Regions from separate parts of the Homo sapiens genome. Here all the other regions are linked to region 1. A link is an interaction called in ENCODE POLR2A ChIA-PET data of the cell type or tissue named here. Cell type or tissue: MCF 10A. All regions are shown on one strand. Links, peaks and the distances in the headings refer to the core of each region. The heading gives the core; the rest is flanking DNA. Region 1 has its middle 19 kb from the start of TILRLS. Region 2 has its middle 38 kb from the start of TILRLS. Region 3 overlaps PIK3R1 (phosphoinositide-3-kinase regulatory subunit 1).

What was found. Peaks named below come from ENCODE experiments on the same cell type or tissue, not always from the same donor. Only the 100,000 strongest peaks of a DNase experiment are listed, where the experiment ranks them.
Region 2: POLR2A ChIA-PET joins it to region 1 with 17 read pairs; 2 of 35 experiments call an interaction of 5 or more read pairs at or near these places.
Region 3: POLR2A ChIA-PET joins it to region 1 with 11 read pairs; 5 of 35 experiments call an interaction of 5 or more read pairs at or near these places.

The regions. Positions count from the first base shown.
Region 1 is chr5:67,245,136-67,252,091 of GRCh38, reverse strand. No RefSeq gene overlaps it. Among named protein-coding and RNA genes, the nearest start is that of TILRLS, 19 kb to the left of the region's middle. In MCF 10A, for the core only: no CTCF peak of the experiment used is centred there; DNase peaks (open chromatin) are centred at 2,861, 3,201 and 5,841.
Region 2 is chr5:67,302,221-67,309,176 of GRCh38, reverse strand. No RefSeq gene overlaps it. Among named protein-coding and RNA genes, the nearest start is that of TILRLS, 38 kb to the right of the region's middle. In MCF 10A, for the core only: no CTCF peak of the experiment used is centred there; DNase peaks (open chromatin) are centred at 2,706, 3,596, 4,246 and 5,586.
Region 3 is chr5:68,221,101-68,227,665 of GRCh38, reverse strand. It overlaps PIK3R1 (phosphoinositide-3-kinase regulatory subunit 1), which reads right to left. Exons shown (of 16, transcript NM_181523.3): 2 at 657-1,376. The coding sequence starts at 990. Among named protein-coding and RNA genes, the nearest start is that of PIK3R1, 8.6 kb to the right of the region's middle. In MCF 10A, for the core only: no CTCF peak of the experiment used is centred there; a DNase peak (open chromatin) is centred at 2,325.

The DNA.
Region 1 (6,956 bases), core at 862-5,861:
GTTTTCTTCTAGGGTTTTTATGGTTTTAGGTCTAACGTTTAAGTCTTTAATCCATCTTGAATTGATTTTTGTATAAGGTGTAAGGAAGGGATCCAGTTTCAGCTTTCTACATATGGCTAGCCAGTTTTCCCAGCACCATTTATTAAATAGGGAATCCTTTCCCCATTGCTTGTTTTTCTCAGGTTTGTCGAAGATCAGATAGTTGTAGATATGCGGCATTATTTCTGAGGGCTCTGTTCTGTTCCATTGATCTATATCTCTGTTTTGGTACCAGTACCATGCTGTTTTGGTTACTGTAGCCTTGTAGTATAGTTTGAAGTCAGGTAGTGTCATGCCTCCAGCTTTGTTCTTTTGGCTTAGGATTGACTTGGTGATGCGGGCTCTTTTTTGGTTCCATATGAACTTTAAAGTAGTTATTTCCAATTCTGTGAAGAAAGTCATTGGTAGCTTGATGGGGATGGCATTGAATCTGTAAATTACCTTGGGCAGTATGGCCATTTTCATGATATTGATTCTTCCTACCCATGAGCATGGAATGTTCTTCCATTTGTTTGTATTCTCTTTTATTTCCTTGAGCAGTGGTTTGTAGTTCTCCTTGAAGAGGTCCTTCACATCCCTTGTAAGTTGGATTCCTAGGTATTTTATTCTCTTTGAAGCAATTGTGAATGGGAGTTCACTCATGATTTGGCTCTCTGTTTGTCTGTTGTTGGTGTATAAGAATGCTTGTGATTTTTGCACATTGATTTTGTATCCTGAGACTTTGCTGAAGTTGCCTATCAGCTTAAGGAGATTTTGGGCTGAGACAATGGGGTTTTCTAGATATACAATCATGTCGTCTGCAAACAGGGACAATTTGACTTCCTCTTTTGCTAACTGAATACCCTTTATTTCCTTCTCCTGCCTAATTGCCCTGGCCAGAACTTCCAACCCTATGTTGAATAGGAGTGGTGAGAGAGGGCATCCCTGTCTTGTGCCAGTTTTCAAAGGGAATGCTTCCAGTTTTTGCCCATTCAGTATGATACTGGCTGTGAGTTTGTCATAGATAGCTCTTATTATTTTGAAATACGTCCCATCAATACCTAATTTATTGAGAGTTTTTAGCATGAAGGGTTGTTGAATTTTGTCAAAGGCTTTTTCTGCATCTATTGAGATAATCATGTGGTTTTTGTCTTTGGCTCTGTTTATATGCTGGATTACATTTATTGATTTGCATATATTGAACCAGCCTTGCATCCCAGGGATGAAGCCCACTTGATCATGGTGGATAAGCTTTTTGATGTGCTGCTGGATTCGGTTTGCCAGTATTTTATTTTATTATCTGACAAAGGGCTAATATCCAGAATCTACAATGAACTCAAACAAATTTACAAGAAAAAAACAAACAACCCCATCAGAAAGTGGGCAAAGGACATGAACACACACTTCTCAAAAGAAGACATTTATGCAGCCAAAAAACACATGAAAAAATGCTCACCATCACTGGCCATCAGAGAAATGCAAATCAAAACCACAATGAGATACCATCTCACACCAGTTAGAATGGCAATCATTAAAAAGTCAGGAAACAACAGGTGCTGGAGAGGATGTGGAGAAATAGGAACACTTTTACACTGTTGGTGGGACTGTAAACTAGTTCAACCATTGTGGAAGTCAGTGTGGCGATTCCTCAGGGATCTAGAACTAGAAATACCATTTGACCCAGCCATCCCATTACTGGGTATATACCCAAAGGACTATAAATCATGCTGCTATAAAGACACATGTGCACGTATGTTTATTGCGGCATTATTCACAATAGCAAAGACTTGGAACCAACCCAAATGTCCAACAATGATAGACTGGATTAAGAAAATGTGGCACATATACACCATGGAATACTATGCAGCCATAAAAAAGGATGAGTTCATGTCCTTTGTAGGGACATGGATGAAATTGGAAATTATCATTCTCAGTAAACTATCGCAAGAACAAAAAACCAAACACCGCATATTCTCACTCATAGGTGGGAACTGAACAATGAGATCACATGGACACAGGAAGGGGAATATCACACTCTGGGGACTGTTGTGGGGTGGTGGGAGTGGGGAGGGATAGCATCAGGAGATATACCTAATGCTAGATGACGAGTTAGTGGGTGCAGCGCACCAGCATGGCACATGTATACATATGTAACTAACCTGCACAATGTGCACATGTACCCTAACACTTAAAAGTATAATAAAAATAAATAAGAGAAAAAAGAAAAAAAAAGGAGCAACGAAAATTCTGAGTACTCAGAGATGAAATGTTTTGTCAGAGAAAGCTCTGTGCTTCTTACTGTTTGTCTCATGGCCCCCTTCACACTTGAATTCAGTTTGGCTTGCTTCCAGATATGAGGCTGGATTGTAACAGCTGTCTGAGCCCTCATAACATACTTGAAGTCCTTTGGTTAAGCTCGTATCAGCCTTTTATCCTGATCTTTATCTTTTGGTTCCTCGGTATGACATTCTACCATTATTACACGGTGCATGTTATTGTTGCAGACCACTTTATTTCCTTTATGGAATGAGGTTTTGTGTAAATAAATCAGTAATACATGTGCACCTTAGGGGTCGCTCCCTAACAGTTGGCTTTTGGCGTATGTGAGTCTCAAAACCGGAGCCACAATCTCAAGCTCTTAGTGATAAGCTATTAAATACCTAGTTGGCTATTTATAATGTCAACATGGTATTCTAGACTTGGAGCTGAAAATCTCAATTTGATTCCTGACTCTGCATTTGGTGATTTTCCCTAAATGTTTTTCTTCCCCTGCTCTGTTGTTTCTTGATACTGGCAAGGGTGGAAACTCATAAAAAGAAATGCAAAGGGCATATTTCACAGGAGATTACCAAAGATTGCAATAATCTTGGCATCCTTTGCTATTAGGAAGAAAACTGCTTTAAGAAAAAAAGGATATACCATATTGAAACAATTTATTAACTGATTAAATACCAAGATAATGTATGACTCTTCCATCTCATAACAAATCAACTGCTAGCCAACCTTACAATTCTCTTTTATGAGACCTTTTAATACTTTTTAAACTAAGTCTCCTAAGGTTTCTAAAATAGACTGCTTGACCTCGAGCCCAAATCAACAAACTTCTCCCATGTATCCCCCAAGCCCTCAGGGGTAAGGGCCTGACAGCTGGATGTGGGCATGACACAGGAAGTACAGTGTGTACTGCCCAACACACGCCCAGGAATGTCTGCAGCTTGGGAGGATCAAGCATGTACCTGTCTGTGTTTCCTGTGGTCTCTGGGAGCTGGAAGCTAGACCAAAACACACCATTTGTCAACTGTAGCAAACCATTAGCAAAATAGGCAAGTGGTAACAGGGCAAGTGAAACAACAGGCAGGTGGCACTTCTGTGACACCAATGACTGCAAACACAATTACTAGGCTAGAATATGAACAGCACACCTTTTAAGACTCCCTTAGCCCAGGAGTTCAAGATCAGCCTGGGCAACATAGCAAGACCCGGTCTCTACAAAAAATTTAAAAATTAGCCAGGCATGATGGTGTGTGCCTGTAGTCCCATCTATGTGGGAGGCTGAGGTGGGAGGATCACTTGAGTCCAGGGGGTTGGGCTGCAGTGAGCTGTGATTGCTCCAATACACTCCAGCCTCAGCAACAGGCAAGACCCTGTCTCCAAAGAAAAAAAAAAAAAAAAAAGACTCCCCCTCAGAATACATATGAATGAATAAGTGAACAAAGAAACAAATAAATAAATGGCATTCCTAGCCATGTTTCAGAACCATTAGAGGACATAATCAGAAACTTCAACATAAGCCCCAGGTCTTCTGCTTCTGTCAAAACACTTTTTAGTTGCTCTTACTTCTATATATATTAATCAGCCTCCAGCTGATTCAAGATTTATCATCAAAGAATCAGATTCTTTTCATTTTTATCAAATTAGGAATTAAATTTCCTTTGTGACACTTCTCTCTGAGACGTATAATGATTTCTTTTCTTTTCAGATATTGTATCACCTTCAATTCTGATAACCATAGAACACAGGGGATCTTTTATCATTTTTAAAAAATCATAAAGGATCTGAATCTTTTAAGTATAATCTTTTAAGTGACGAATTGTTTCAAATAAATCACTTAAATCCCTGATGTATTATAGGACTTGACATCAAAATTAAGTACTCAAAATATGCAAGCACAGTATTAGAAATGTCGCATGTATTAGAAATAGCCCACCTGCTCTAACATAAGCTAGGGTGGATGGCGAAGCCCACTCCCCCACCACACACACCACTGCCCCCTATACACAATCTTTCCCCCATATAACTTCCCAGGTGGATACAGAAGCGTCTCTGCAAAATTTGGCTAAAAACCGCTATCTAAATACAATTCAATTAGAAACAAGAAATAAAGAGTTCATCAGATACTTCAAAACAATATAAAGTTGTCGGTTTTATATTGCTGTAGGCTCAGATCCTGCCAACATGTTGAATGTCTAGTATATACCAGGCACTCTCCTTGGAGTCACATATTCCCATTAACATATATTCTTCCAGGCAGGGACCAGCTGATTTCTATATAATGCATTGCATTTCCAGCTGGGTCAATGCCTCTGTAGTGTGAATTATGTGGGAGCTATCACAGCTACAACTTTCATGAGCAACTTGTATTTTCTTCCCCAGGTATAGAAAAACCCAGCAGTCTTCCCAGGCTTCCTGCTTTGTGGATGATGGAATATGTTATAGTATGCTGAGATAGAATTGATAAAAATTACATAAGAAAAGTAGAATGAATATATATATGTATGTCTCTTTCCACTTTCTTTCAAAGCTATCCACAGTATTTTATCTAAATACAAACTGCAAAACAACGTAGGCCTTTTCCCTTTCATTTTATTGCATTTTTTCTCCCTGGAATAATTTCTGAGCTTAACTCCTGATTCTGTCATATAGTGTGGCTTTGTGACAACTGACAACTTATTTAACTTCCTGGAGCCTCGCCTTAAGAATGGAGTTATCAGCATCATCTGATTCAGAGAGTTGCTCTGGGGCTGAAATAAGGGAGAATCAATGTAAAATTCAGGGCGTTAATGCTTTTTTGTGTTAGATCACTTTCTACTCCTGGCCTTTCTTCAAGTGTAAGATTATCTGGACCATTATATCAACACCCTATCTTTGATGTACAAACATGTGAATTATCAGCTTTTCATCTCTCTGTCAGTAAATGGATACCCTATGCACATACAGAATGCACAAACATGAAAATGTCTACTTTAAATAACAATGGTACCAGCAGCACGGAGTCACATAATAGACAACATGTTTTAAAGTAAAGAATCCTCTTCCACGGAGTATTAATTTACCAGCTTTCTACATGCCAAGTTCCCAAAGCAGTCAAGAACATCTCAGACCTGCAGGCTTCATGTTTCCCCTAATGGGGTACTAATTGTTTTCACATAAATGCCCCCACTGTGCAAGCTCTCTATGTAGAATGAAAGTGGGTTGTGGAATGGTAAAAGTAAACCATCTTTCTGATGTCTACAATGTCATGCTTCAGAAGATTCTAGAAAAGGTCTAGCTGGAATTAAATATATTTATATTCAAAAGCTTTAGTATTTAACTTACAAGAATATCAATTGTGAGCCACCTTTCTAAAAAGTATCACCACTTCCCATAATATTTACTTCTTCCTAAAACAATTATGTTCTAAACACACACACACATACACACACACACGCACACTCTGTCTCTCTTTGATAAAAAGTATTTTCTCTGTGAAGGACTCTAATTTTGCATTTTCCTTATTTGCAACCCTGTTTAGGATTTTAAAATGAGGTGTTTTAATAGCGCCACCTGGTGGTAATGATCTACTTCAAGTACCCAACATAACTTCTCTTTCCTCACCTTTTCTCCTGTTTTGTGAGCTGTTTCTTTCATTTGTATTCATGAATCATTCCTTTGCATTAGTGTTGCTGAAGAAAGTAATGATTTTATCAAAACAAAGTAGGCTATTACAAAAAAACTAACAGAAGTGTTAATGTGAGCAGAACAGTAGAACCTGCACACTTAAGGGTATGCCACTCATCAGGGGAAAGAAATGTAACTAAAAATCAACAAAAGGCTGTGAAGAAACAAAAAGGGGAGAGGCAGTAACTCCAAAATGGGCTTTAGACAGAAAACTCACCTGATGTAGGGCATGTTGGCCAACATTTTCCTTTTATATATCTGCCACATTTTCTGCCTTGTGGCCAGTCTGAAAAAACTAAGCAGCCCAGTACAGCAGGCAAATGCTTCTCAGTCACAAACAATGGAATATTGAAGCCATTGATATTCCTCTCACAGCGGCAGGAACCATAGCAGGTGCTAAAGGAATTGGTTGTTTATGAAGAAATAATCAAATATTCCCTCCCTCCTTCCTTCCTTCCTTCCTTCCTTCCTTCCTTCCTTCCTTCCTCATTTCTGCCGCTTCTCACACAGCTACCAGCATCCCTCTCCCCAGGCATCAGAGTGCTACTTGGGGAAAATAATAATAATGTAGGATTTTTTTTCCCTAAATCACTTCAACTCCAAGGACCCATTAGCAACTTATGCCCCTTTACAGATCTCGCCAGTTGATCATCAAGAAAGGCAACTTTAGAGATGATGCAATCAGGGCAAAAAAAAAAAAAAAAGAACAAGTAACTGCAGATATCTTTTTAATTTTTTTTTTTTGTATGTACCTTTTTGAGAATTAGGTCATTAAATTCATTGAAAATTCCATTCTTCATCCAGCCTTTGAAAGTTCTCATCTTGTTCAACTTTGAAACAGATCATAAGGTGGATTCACATGGTGAAAAATGGGAGGGACAGAATGAAGACTTGACAACAATGAAGAGATAATGTCTACCTGGAGGCTAACCAATGGCACCCAGGCTGCTGAAAGAAATTCCTTCAGCAGGGGCCCAGGGAAGAAGCCTAATTTAAAGGTC
Region 2 (6,956 bases), core at 1,196-6,195, 57 kb before region 1:
GTAACTTGTGTCACACTGGGTATCTCTTGGGGAGATGACAATTGAGATCCCTGAGCCTGAGTAATTAAGGCAGAAGAAATAAAACATGCAAAGACCTTGATGTTAGAATGAACAAAGGGCAGAAACATTTGTGTCCTTAAAGAAGGATCCATAAACTCTGCAAAGCCCATCTCAGGCTGTTAGTCTTACCAGAATAGGTGCCTAGGAGAACAATTTGCCTTTGAGAGAAAGCCAGCTGTGTGTGGCCCTGGAGGTCATCTCCTCCAATCTTTCATTCTGGAGTGCAAAGGCTCAGAAAGACAAAGAATGAATTGCCCTAAGTCACATAACTTCAGGTAGGTGTGGGAACCTCAGGGGCTGGTATAGGAGATATGTAGAGGTGGTGATATTCTGAAGTAGAATAGCCTTTCTGAAACCTCTAAAATCACAACAGGCTACTCCCCAACAGGGAAGAAGATCCTGAATCTCATAAAAGGGAACTGTCTAAATTGGTCTAGAAGAGTCAGGTTATGCTGCAATAACAACCCAAAATTTTAGTGACTTTAAGCATTGAAGATATCTTATCATGGGTCAGCAGAAGGGCTGTTTATAATAGTCAGGTCACTATCTTAAGCATTTCCCAGAAGTAAGGGAGAGCTCTGGAGGGTCTCACATTGACAATGACATATTCCAACTCAGAGGTGATATATGTTGCTTTGCTCACAACTCATTGGCCAGACCTATTTAGATGACCCCTCCCAACCACAAGGGGGCTGAGATATGCAGCCCACACAAGTACGCAGGAGGGAGAAGAACTAGAATTATTTGGCAAATAGCACTTATGTTTTTGTGCTACGTTCTATACTCTACAGGCTGCACCAGCAAATAGAAAAACCCTCCATGGGACCAAGGAACAAGCCTTTCACTTTCCATCCTAGAAAAGCTGAGGCACTACCAGGAATAAAGCAACCAGAGAATATGATGAGAAACACCCAATGGGTGATCAATAATTGTTCTGTCAACAGTAGGAGGAAGGTAAGAGGTATGGCTGGCTGAAGAGAAGTAATGCCATGTTCAAAGCTGGAAGTCAGTTCCCAGGGCACTCAGGGCTTTGGACCCTGGTCTCAGAAGTCCAATTATAGTAGTAACAGAAACCCTAGTAGGTGTCAACACAGTAAGTGAGAAGTCTTAATGTTATTTTAGAAAACACCTTCACTGGTGACTGCCTCTAAAAAGGGTCTTTGCTCTGACATAGAATCTGCTCACCTCAAACCTTCTAGAGCTATTGCCCTGCCAGATAAGTCTGTCTATACAGGTAACTTCAGCCCTACATAACCACAGGACAAAATATACTGAAATAAGACTAACCCTCTCACTAACATGCACATACAATTAGACCTTGCCCTAGAGACATGTATAGGTTTTCTGCCTGCCGATACCCCAGATACCCGAAACCCACTGAAGTTATCATCCACTGCCTCTCGTGGCCTTAGTGATCTTGTGCAACCTGGCGATCATCGCATGATTGCTGCATCCTGTATAAGATTCAGAAAAGTGACACAAACATACACCCTCTAAAATGAGTGCTCACCCTCCCTAATCTAAAAATAGTGTGAATATTGAGGAATACAATTATCTTCTGTCCTCTTTTGCCCCAGCATTAACGTGCATGACAGAGGTTTAATGCTGTGTTTCCAAAGGCCACAGTGAGATGAATTTAAATTTCAGTCCAAAGACCCAGCACTTCAAAGAAACCACACAACAGAGTTGTAGAGTCACATGAACCCCAAGAATGTGTTATTTTTAAATCTTCAAAATCCGCCCACTTTTTCCATATACATCACTCCCTTAGAATCTCATTACCAAAGAGCTTCTGCTAGAAGAAGCAGCATTCCAAATTCACATAGACTTCATGGCTATAGAGTTCTTCCCCACTTTTCCATGGAAATTGCACAAAAAACTGGCTTTACAGCAGTATGTCACAATGGCCTCAGGCTGCAAGCCTCTCTGTTGGAAACACTGGAATTCTTCTTAGGAAATTCCGCACAATGACCTTTTTCAGCACATAATTAGTGTGAGGTTTTCTTAAGCCATGTGCTAAGATGTTCCTTGTATAAACCTATTGGTGATCTGAAATCTCCTGTGCTCACTGGAGATTGCTGTACCACTTCTCGGAGTTCAAAAACTAAGCAGTCAAATACCACTGGGCTTTGGGGACACATAGCACTGATGTGTTTGCCAAACTAAAATGCTGTCTCATTAGAACTATACAAAATCTGCAGTTACTGGTCTGCTGAGGCTTTTTAGAGAATTTATATACATTCTCTTCACTTCACAAAAAGCTGGAGTGCACAGGCCATCCCCACTCCCTGACTCCCATCTGACTCAACTTTGTCAAGGCTCATTTTAATCACATTAAAATGTCACATATAGGCAATAAGCTTTTTCATGGGGCCTCACATAGAGGCTCTAAGCAGGACTTTTAATGCCAGTCCATGTGCTATCTCCTGTTTGAGACGAGGTTCCACTGTGCTTCTAGCTGAGAGCATCCATCCCGCCCCTCTTCGTCTTTCTCCCTTCACTTTGCCCCTTAACCACCTTGACTACTGAGGCTTGGTCTACATTTTCACTAGGCCATAGCTGGGGAGGAAATTCCCCCTCATTATCTACTGTGCAACTCACTTCCTGCACTGAGTAATCCAAGAACATTTATTTCACCAGCTAACAAGCAATTTTTCAGGCGTGGTACTCTCTCACTCCTCCAGGGAGCCCCATCAAAATTCTCTCTTTGTAAGCTCTATCCCCACCATCTCTACTCAGTGCCACCTTCCCAGGTTAACATGAGAAACGACTTCTTTGCTAATGTGAAATGGATAGCAGTGAGCTACCAACATTACAAACAAAGTGCTCGCATCTAAACATTTTTGAGGACTTAACTTTATGTCAGGCACTAATCTGTTCCTTTTCCTATCTGATTGCAACTAAAATCAATGGAAGAGAGGCCTACATCCTAGTGCCAACATTTGCAGAGTTAAGATGTGTAATTGAGTGTAAATAACTAAACCTCCCTGAGACTCAGCAGGCAATGAGTCAGTGGGCACAGAACACCATGCCCGTGCCCCAGGCCCAGCACCTTTTCTTTCTCCGGAGACTGGTGGTCTGCCTTTGTGCCCTGACTTTGATGAGCTACACTGTGAGGATCTCCAAATCCCACAAGCTCCTCAGCTCCTGACGGATCATGATTCTAGGAACTTTGGCATCCTCCCTTGTTCCAGTTTTGTTTATTCCCTCACCCCTGGCCTCTACTTTGCTTTTCTTATTCCTGGCACCATGTCCTCCTTCCCTGATCACCCCTGTCCCTGGCTCAGCCTCGCTCTCCCTGGCCAGCCCATCATGTGTGGAGGGGACCCCTCTGGGGTGTGTGGGTGAGGACTGCCCTGAGTTTGAGCACCAAACTCATGGTAGGCTCAAGGCAAAATTACTAACCAGGTGATTTGTTTCCACACATTCACCACATGTGCCCTCTCTGTTCCCCTCTCAACTTATCTCATGGACAAATCCTGGCACTTTTTCCCTCACTCTCAGAGATCTTGAGTAATGTTTTATGGTTCCCAGGATTAAGCACAAATCCATTCCAAACTTACCCACACCCCTTCCTTTGGCCATGCTTCACCTTTTCCCTATTACACCTCTCCACAAAAAACCTGCCCTTGCCAAGCGGCAGTATTGTCATCTCCTGGACAGACACTGGCCTTTAGCAAGTTCTTTCATCTCCCAGGACTTCAAGCTCATCTGCAAATTGCAGAAGGCCTCTAAAGTTCTTTCCCTAAAATACTCAATTCTCAGGCTTGAGAAAATGAGGGCTCCTTTGACAGCAACAGGGCTACGCAGCCAGTACTTTTTTTAACCTCAATGGGAGTTGATTTTTGACTTACATCATCCTAAAAAAAAAAAAAAAAAAAAAAAAAAAAAAAAAAAAAAAAAAAACAAAACTGATGCTTCATTTTGTCAAGCATAACCCTGATCTCTGTTTCAGGATGACTATCTAGCTCTGGTCCCTGGAGTGCCCACTATTCCTTAAATAGGGCATTGTGGAATAGCAAGTGTCCTCACATCCTTCTAGATCATGCCAAAGACTCATCAGGTTCTGGAATGATCCAGTAATAAAAACGTAGTAAAGCTAAAGTTGCTGCAAGTGAGAGAACATTTATGAATGAGATTTGTCTCACTGCACTAACATCAGTAAGTGAATCATTCCACCTCCCACTAGCCAGAAATTCCTCCCGTCAGATCTGCAGGATTCACCATCCAACAGTTTTTATATCCAGTTGGGAAACAGGAAGACGGGTCCCCTATAGTGGATGTTAAAATAAACAAGGTCTGGAAGCATGAGGAACCTCTTGTAGCTCTAAGAAGCTGAGACAGAGAAGGAAGTGCCTGAGCACCCCGTGCAGCATTTTTATACGTTGCCTTGATATATAAGTCAAACTCAATTTACAAATTATGACATGAATGCTAATACCCATTTCTACACAAAGATGCAACACTCTTTTCTGTTTTTTTTTAAGAGTTTATATTGCTATTCACTACAGATGAGAAGACAGGAACCGAGAAAATAAAATGTCATGAAAGTTATAGATGTTGCAGAAACCTTGTTAAGTCCTGGTTTTGCAATTTACACATATTCTATGCTCAAAGGCAACTAGGTCCTGGTTCACACTTAGCCACTTCCAGGAATTTTTTTCCTCCTTGTTTTACTTTTCATTCCTGGAGATGGAGCCCAAAGGACATACGAACCCCCTAAAACAGTATCCACATCCTTATATTTATGGGTATATGTGCATTTGTTTAGGAAAGGAGCTCAAATTAAACACCAAAGGGATTCAAAAACCCAACAAAGCCAAGGACTTCCATTCTAAATGGAGGTCTCCATCCATCTTTTAGAGTAAGGAAGTGGGTAAAATGGAGCCCACATGGATGCCTGTAGATTCCGTAGACAATTTATTCCAGGGGAGACTCCTAACAGATGTCTGCAATTGTTATCTTCAATGCTCAGTAGGACCCCAACTACATTATGTTCAAATTATCTGGTTTTGATTCAAAAAAGTATTTGTTGTCTGCCTACTTGTATCACGACTGTACTGAATATTAGTGATACAATTGGCATGCACCAGTACGGCTGTATGGGTTGTTAAAATACTGAAGTTCTTCTATACTGTCCCAGCCAATGCCCTCTCCCTCTGAACCTCTGGAGCTCCCCCAAATCCCTGATCTAAAGGGTTAACTATGGCAATTCAGAGGTCCTGCAGGACCCTATAAGCCCTGTGGTCAGTGTCTGTGTAGAGTGACTGGTCCCACTGACACAGCATTGGTTAACATTTCAACGATCACCCTGAATATAATCAAAAGCAAAAACGGATCAGACCTTGCCCAATTTTTTGCTCATAACCTGTATTAATCAGGGAAATGAAGCTGCTGTGAAAAACAACCCCCAGATCGCAGTTACCTCATGTAAGTTTATTTCTCAGAGTCCTCATACAGGCTGGCCCTATACCAACCAGGACCCCGGCTTTGACATGGATGACCTCACTTCCATGACATTCCATTGGCCAGAACCCAATCACATGGCTCCAATCTGACTGCAAAGGAAGCTGAGTAATGTATCTTCCTGTGTGCCACACAGTCTGACTTACAGCCTAGAAGGGCACATGGCTATGAATCAAATAATCACATTAATAAATGTAAAGGTGTACCTGGGACAAGCTTCTCTCTCACCGTTTTGCCCAGGGCTCACCTCTGTATGTTCCAGAGTGGTGTTTCTCAAAGATTAGGTGCATCCAAAACCTGCAGGGCTGACTCAAACCTGGACAGCAGGGCCCCACGCAACATTCCTGATTCAGTAGGTCTGGGGTAAGGCCTGAGCATTTGGTTTCTAAGAAGCTCCCAAGTGATGCTGATACCAGGACCATACTTCACCCTACTTTGATTCCCAAGCCAGTTTTCCTAGGTCATCAAAGAGGGCCTGAGTCAGGAAAATCTTTTTTTCTCCTGTTGACATTTCCAAAACCCTTCTCTCCTTGAGTGTCTTGGGTTTTAACTGTTTCCCCTCTGGGATTTTGGCATTTAGGTGGTATTGCTGTCTTTCTGACTGAGGTGAGGAGGGCCCTGAGGCTCGTGAAGTCTAGTTATATCTTGCCAGTGATGCCTTCCCTACCCCTTCTCCCTCTCTGTCCAGTGTCCTTGCCCAAAATCAGATCTCTCCAAAGCCATTCAGGACTGGCCAATACCACACTACATGGAAGTTGTCTTCAAGTACCATCCTTTCTTTTTTGTGCTCTTTTTATTTTCCCTCTTATATAAAAACTCTGTTAGCTGCAACTCTCACTTCCTTTTAGAATATTAACTCTGGCTAAAAGGAAACACAAACTAACAATTTTATTATAACCAGGAGCCAGAAAATAAACATTTATTTAAAATGTTTACTTTTCAGTTTCTCCCAGAACACTGACTCCTGGATGTCATTGAACCACTGCTTGTTGTATGTTTCATGTCCAGATATCTTTTCTTATATATGTTACATAGGCAGTGGATAACGTGGTCAGGTAGATTGGAGTTCAAACCCTATCTCTACTTCTGCCCACTATATAACCCTGAGCCTCAATTTTCTCACCTGTGAAATGGGGATAAAAATGCCAACATCATAAAACTCTTGTGGTGATGAAGTAAGGTATCATTTGGAAGCCCCAGGGATAGAAAGCCTAGGCCATATTCTTCAGGTACTTCATACACAGAGATTATTAGTCATTCAAGATGGGGTATCAGTGCCAAGTGCTGGCAGCATTAAACTGCAAACAGCACCTAGGTTTTTATACCACATCCCAATTCTAGCTGTGTGATCCTAGGCAAATTACTTACCCTCTCTGTAACTATAGGCTTTTTGGCACCTGTAAAAAAGGAAATTTAGTTGCCATCTTGTT
Region 3 (6,565 bases), core at 1-5,000, 980 kb before region 1:
TAAAAACAATGGTTTCTTCTCAGCCGAGTTCTGTGGTCATTTTATTACTCTCTACATTTTTCCATACAAATCATGTTAAATATACTTATATTAGACTTACCCTCCACTTTCCCAAAATTATTATTAGATATACACAGGTTGAGTATTCCTTATCTGAAATGCTTGGAACCAGAAGTGTTGTAGATTTCATGTTGTTCTGGATTTTGGAATATTTGCATTATACCCCTTGACCACTGAATCTGAATTCTGGAATGCTCTAATGAGAATTTCCTTTGGGTGTCAAAAAATTTTGGGTTTTTCAGCATTTTAGATTTCATATTTTCAGACTAGGAATACTCCGCCTATAATGCCAATTACAAAAATAAGAAATATAGTAGATGTTTAATTCAATGACAACTATAATAATAGTGTTCAACGACACTCACTAAACAGGTTCTCGGATACTGTGTCCCTATTTTTATAACAACTTCCAACCCCACAAACACAAATTTCTAGTTGTGTAATGATTGACCAAGCTTTTATGCACCACACATCAATTCAGGTGCAGTTGCCAAGGTAACTTCTGCCCAGAACATAACGACTCAACCCAAACTTAAGACTTTTCCTTAAAAAGAAAAAGAAAGGGAGTCATTAAGCAACCACTTATCAATACTGACCTTGTTGTTCAACATCTGCTTCAGTTTTCGAAGAACCTGGTGCAACAGGAAGAGGCCGAGGTGGCCGGGGCTTTGGTGTGGGAGGCGAGATTTTTTTCCTTCCAATATATTCTACGTAAGTTCCCGGAAAGTCCCCCCTTTCCCCTGTGGTTTCATTATAGCCATTTAACCAGCCAATTTCTTCAGGCCTGGCTTCCTGTCCATCACTGAATCCAAGAGCTACTAAGGACCCTTTATTCACAGTCAATATGTCACCCAAGTGCAAGTCAATATCTTCTTCTCTTTCCTTTTTATAATCATACAGCGCTCTGTACTGGTACCCCTCAGCACTCATGTTTGCAAATCTGCTACCATGCAACAGTTGAGCCTGGTTGTACAGAGCAGTCTGATTTTACGTTTTTATGAAAAGTGAATTCAGAGAATGTGTTAGAATTCCTATTATGTGTCCAGCAGAGGACAAAGGACCACTCTCCAAAGGTTTAAGAGGAGAGGTGACTGGCCATACGGCTGTCCATCTGTCCTCCATCAATGGTGTGACCGAAGACAGGGCTCCACTTCCTCTGCGTGCCACAGTCCTCTCACTGGCTTCCTTTTCAGCAACTTGTCAACACTTTGAATCCAGGCTGACTCTCACAGCGAGGCCCAATCCTTTCTGACACTTTTGTCACACTGTCCATCTGTCGTCTGATTGTACCGTGGCACTCCACACACGAGCTTCACCTAGGAATGAAAAAAACGAGACTTAAGAATGAACAGCACACTTTGCCATCTGTGTTAATTGGAATTTCTACTTCCATTCAACAAGTACTTAATCGATTTGGCAGACAGACACAGGCCAGTGTGCTATTGCTTGACACAACAGAGATTAGTAAGGCAGTCCCTGCCTTCTAAGAACACCGGGCGGGGGCAGAGGGGAGGAGTGTCGGCATGAGGCAATGTCTTAGCGATAATGTGACATTATCGCTGATAATGTGGCTCAGAGTACACAGAGCCACAACACTAGTACATGTCATAAGAGAGGCAGAAACTAAACACTGCAGGGTTCAAACGAGGGAGAAAGCACACTAACTGCAGGAATCTGAAGACAGAATGGCATGTGTGGTCGGACGCTAGTTACAGAAGTGACCAAGAAAATGTCATATTCTGAGAAGAGCTAGAACAGGCAGTCCAATCCGTCTGGAGCCAAAGAGGGAGCAGTGGGATTGGGGTTAGAGATTTAGGTAGGGGCTGTAGGACATCACGCATGCCCATGCTGAGTTTGTGAGTAATTCAGCCCACAGTGTGGAACACGGAAAGGGCTTGGTGAAAAGTGAGCAACGGGATCAGAGCTGCACTCCAGGAATATCAATCTAACCACAGTGTGCGAGAAAGGTGTGTTGCAGAGGTCTGGCCAAGAGGTAGTGAGGACACAAACCAGGGTGGCAGCAGCAGGTGTGGAAAGGGGAGGAGTGAAATAAACACTGCAGAGAAAGAACATGTGGGATGTGGCAAATGCTTAAATGTGCGGCGAGAACGAGAGGAGCAAAGGGTGCCTGATCCTGCATTAATGAGAGTTTGGAGCACTATCAGGCAAAGAGAAGCCAGGTGACCTGATGGGCTGACGGTGATTCTGGGCACCCCTGTGCAAGTGTGCTAGTGGCTGATGAAACCCTGGTCTGTGATTCAGAAGAGGAAACATGCTAGGGATTTGGCAATCGGCCACAATTAGGCAAGGCTGAATTCAATGGAATGGAAGAGCTCACAAGGACAAATCAAAAGTTAAAAAAAAAAAAAAATGATCCAAGGGCCAAATAGTGAAGTTCAATGTATGTAACTGAGGAAGGAAAGTCAAGGTTTAGAGACAACATCCCAAAAACAAGGAAGAAGAGTTCAAGTAGGAAAATGTGATCCCTAAGACTAAATCCTGCAAAGGCATCCAGACAGGAGAGACTGAGTCAAGGCTAAATAATTTGGGGCTTCGCCCATGATGGAATCATCACGCAGATTCCAGTCCAGCAGTGAGGACAGCAACAACATCTTAAGGAGTTAAAAAATATTAGAGAGGAAGTAGCAATGGTTGCTACAGACCACTCTATAAAGACAGCTTGATGGAGGAAATGTGAAATGTAAGTGTTTTTCTTTTTTGTTCTTAAACATAGTGGAGGCAAGGGAATTAGAGAGTTACTAAGTCAGAGTAGATGGCTGAGAACGGCATGTACACATATACACTTTGTACTCCAGGCATTTCTCAATGTTATCTTTATTATAAAGAGTAAAAGCCACCCAAAGGTTTCAGTTAAGCTGGCTGCACAATAAAGCAATAAAAACAATAGCCACACAATTTCAGTGGGCTATATCAAAGAGAGCTTTTATAAGTTTTAAAGAGTGGAACACTTTAGAAGTTTAATATTACAGGCACTCGTCAGTGGAGGCATCTTAAGAAGCAAAATCTAATCATAGATTAATTGTTATGTTGGCATTCAGAAGTGTAAAGTATTCAACTTTACATGGGTAAAGCCTCTTAGCTGTAATACAATAACACACTTAGGAGAGTTACATATTAAAAGAAGCAAAAACAAACACTGGAAGTCTTTGTGGAGCAAGAATATTAATTGGGGATAGTACTCTACTTCGCATTTCAGTTGTCGGAGAAAAAAATCAAAGCAACCAATAGAGCATATCAGAAAAATAAGCTATATTATTTGTTTAAAGAAAGCCTTTCCTTTTGAAAGATCCAGAATCAAATTGAATATTCACTGCATAAATTCACATGAAAATGTAGAACTAGCAAATCTCATTTTTAGTACTAATGTACTCTGTACAAAAGAGACAGAGACCTCTAAAGAACATGAACATTTACATATCCCTAAATGCTTAGAAACCAGGCAATGTGCCTAAGAATAATTTAATTCCTCCAAATCTGCCTTGAAATTTTTGTTAGCTTTTCCTGGCAATGTATGTCTTTTAGGGGGGAAAAAAAAATCCTCAACCAGTAGGCTGGGTAGATCTTTATGCCAGCTGCTTCCTAACACTTCCTTTATTCCAGCCACCCAGTGGGCCAGTTTGGTGGGATTCTTAATAGAATGGGAAGTATAATGAACAAACTCTTCCCCATCTTCAATCCTCCAGGAACCATCAAGCAAGCCCCTGCTCACAGCTTACCTCTGAAGCTGTTCCTTGCCAGGGGGCTCTGTATTAAGAAAAGGCTCCAGGACTTGTCAAGGTTTTACAAACCTAAAAGCTGTGCTTGAGTCTGCCTGAGGCTAAATTTGTGCAAAGGGAAATAGAAACCTAAGGAACATGATGACTTTTAGAGGCTAGACACCAGAGAGGCAATCCCTGTCTGAAGTGACAGAGAACTAAAGGTCTCTACAAATTCTCTCTCCCTTGCCACCTGTAAGAAGAACCTTACTTTGTGGGTAAGAAGAACCCTGTGCAGAACTCTGGGTCCTCATCTGATAAAAAGAACCACAAATCTTCTATGACTCTAGGATGGTAAATAGAACACACCATTTCTGTCTTCTGAGACCCCAAAGTAAGGCCAGGAAGATGGATACAAACAGGGCATCCATCCATTGATGCAGACGTTAATTCAAGGCCAGCCATTAGTCAGTGTCAATTAAGTGGTCTGAGGGCAATGTTGTGGAAAAAAAAAAAAAAGGAGAGCAGTCAAGTCATTGGGGTGGGGACTGGACAGCATGGTGATAAGATGTAGAGAGCCCTTAGCTAGACAGAGAAGGCAGCCACCCCTACTCTTTTGCACATTGTACACTTTCTCCTGACTGCCATGTCCATTTTGACGTCTGTCATTCTTGAGGACTGAATGGGTTAATCCACATAAAACTCCGGTTAAGTATTGGGTGATGATGATGATGATGATGATGATGATGATGATGATGATGATGATTGAGTTTGTACACATATAGCTCCCAATTAGTATTAGATGATATGATGATGCTGACTATATATAGTTATATACAGTCATATATATATAGTCATATATATAGTCATATATGTATGTGTGTGTGTGTGTAGATAACTATATAAAAACAGGTACTATCAGTAGTCTCACTTAACATAGGACAGAAAATATCTCTGTCACGATAATACTTAGCAATTGCGAAGAGGAACTAGAATTCAGATCCAGGCAGTCTAGCTCTGTAAGTCCCATTTTTAACACCTCCAGCATCTACTGCCTGAACTCAACTTGCTTTGGTGTGGATGATGCAGGTTCGTGGCCTGCACAAGCTGATCACTCCAATTAACCTTAACTGTCTGTCTGCCTCTTTAACTCTCTCAGACAGCGGCTTTACTGATAGTGTATGTGGCTCTTTCACACTACCTGCACACACAAAAAAGCTATTTTAACTCGGCAGTTCCATCAACTCCAAAACCCAGCATCTCAGCCATGCAAATTTTCTTCCAAAGAGACTTCATTAAAATGTGTCCCTGCGAAAGAAGTCCATAAACTAGTGAATAAAAGAATACTGGGCACACCACTTCTGGAAGGCTGCCCACTTCTGGAATCCTGCCTATTTCTGCTCTATGAGCTTCGCTTCTGCCACCTGTATCCTTAGCACCTCTGCCTCCTGCCACTATCCCAGGCCCCTCCACTGAACAATTTCCAATAACCCAGCTCCTCCTTAGGGGGATATGGCACTGCCACAAGGACTGTCACATCTAGAGGACTGGGAAGTTCTCTTTTCTCTCATCCTCAAATTCTTCACAGTACTGCAGAAGACCCAGCAGCCTGAGGTATTTGGTAATACCTGTGTAACCACCACCCCTACCGAGATCGACCTGGAGCCTAAACTATCCAAATCAACAGGATTTTTCCTCAGATTCACTCTATCATGCCTCTATTCTCTTTTGCTACATATACCTGCCCACTAAACTATTTTTACCCAGTTCTGACATGATTATTCACATAGCAAAGGCTTTTTATATGTAGATAACATTATCTACAATGTAATATTTTCAAATAACCAAGGCAGTTTTGTGATATAGGCTCCAAGCTAGTGCATGCATAAGTTATTGTAACAAAGGGTATAAAGGAATCCTACGAACAAGTAAACTAACTTACTCTTATATAATATCATATGCAACAGTTCAAAATTTTAAGGAATTTTTCTCCAGTCTTTCAATCCTTCTAATGACTGCCTGCAATCCCATTAATCAGAAGCATATTTTCTGTCCCTGCTAACATACAGAGAAATTCTCTTTCTATTCCCCAAAATAAAATTGTTTCTGATGTTTGACAAATAGCAATCCACAGCTACTTAACGTACAACTGCTGTAAAGTAGATTTTCTGTGTAACCCTCTAACCTATAGGCATTTTGGCAAAGAGCCAAACAAAAAAGCCCTCTCTGACTTTGTTGAGTTACTCCATTCTCCATTTAGAAATGACAAGAATTTGGAGAACTTGATGGACAGGCAGGAATACAGGATATTTTTAAATCACATTAAATTAATCAAGAATATATCCAAGTCATGTGATTCTATCTCCCAATGAAATTAGCAGTTAGGCATTGGATGGCAGCACGAAATGGGTCTTCAACCAAGGCAGGAGGGTATGGAAGGGTTCCTGGGCCCACAGCCCATATCTCTCTACAGTCCATCTTTTTAACTTCAGTGTGCTAGTTCAGAGTCTAGGTCAAGCTCCTCACCTAAATTCATACAGTCTTTAAAAAAATCATTATTTAAAAATGGTTTACCTTCCAAATCATGGTGTCCCAGAAATCATGAAAATCAAGACGAACAAAATTAAAATATCCTAGTGTCTTAGTCCATTTTGTGTTGTTATAATGGAATTCCTGAGACTGGGTAATTTATAAACAACAGAAGTATATTTGGTTCTGGAGGCTGGAAAGTCCAAGAGCATGGCACTAGCATCTGGTGAAGGCCTTCATCTTATGTCCTCTTGCAAGGG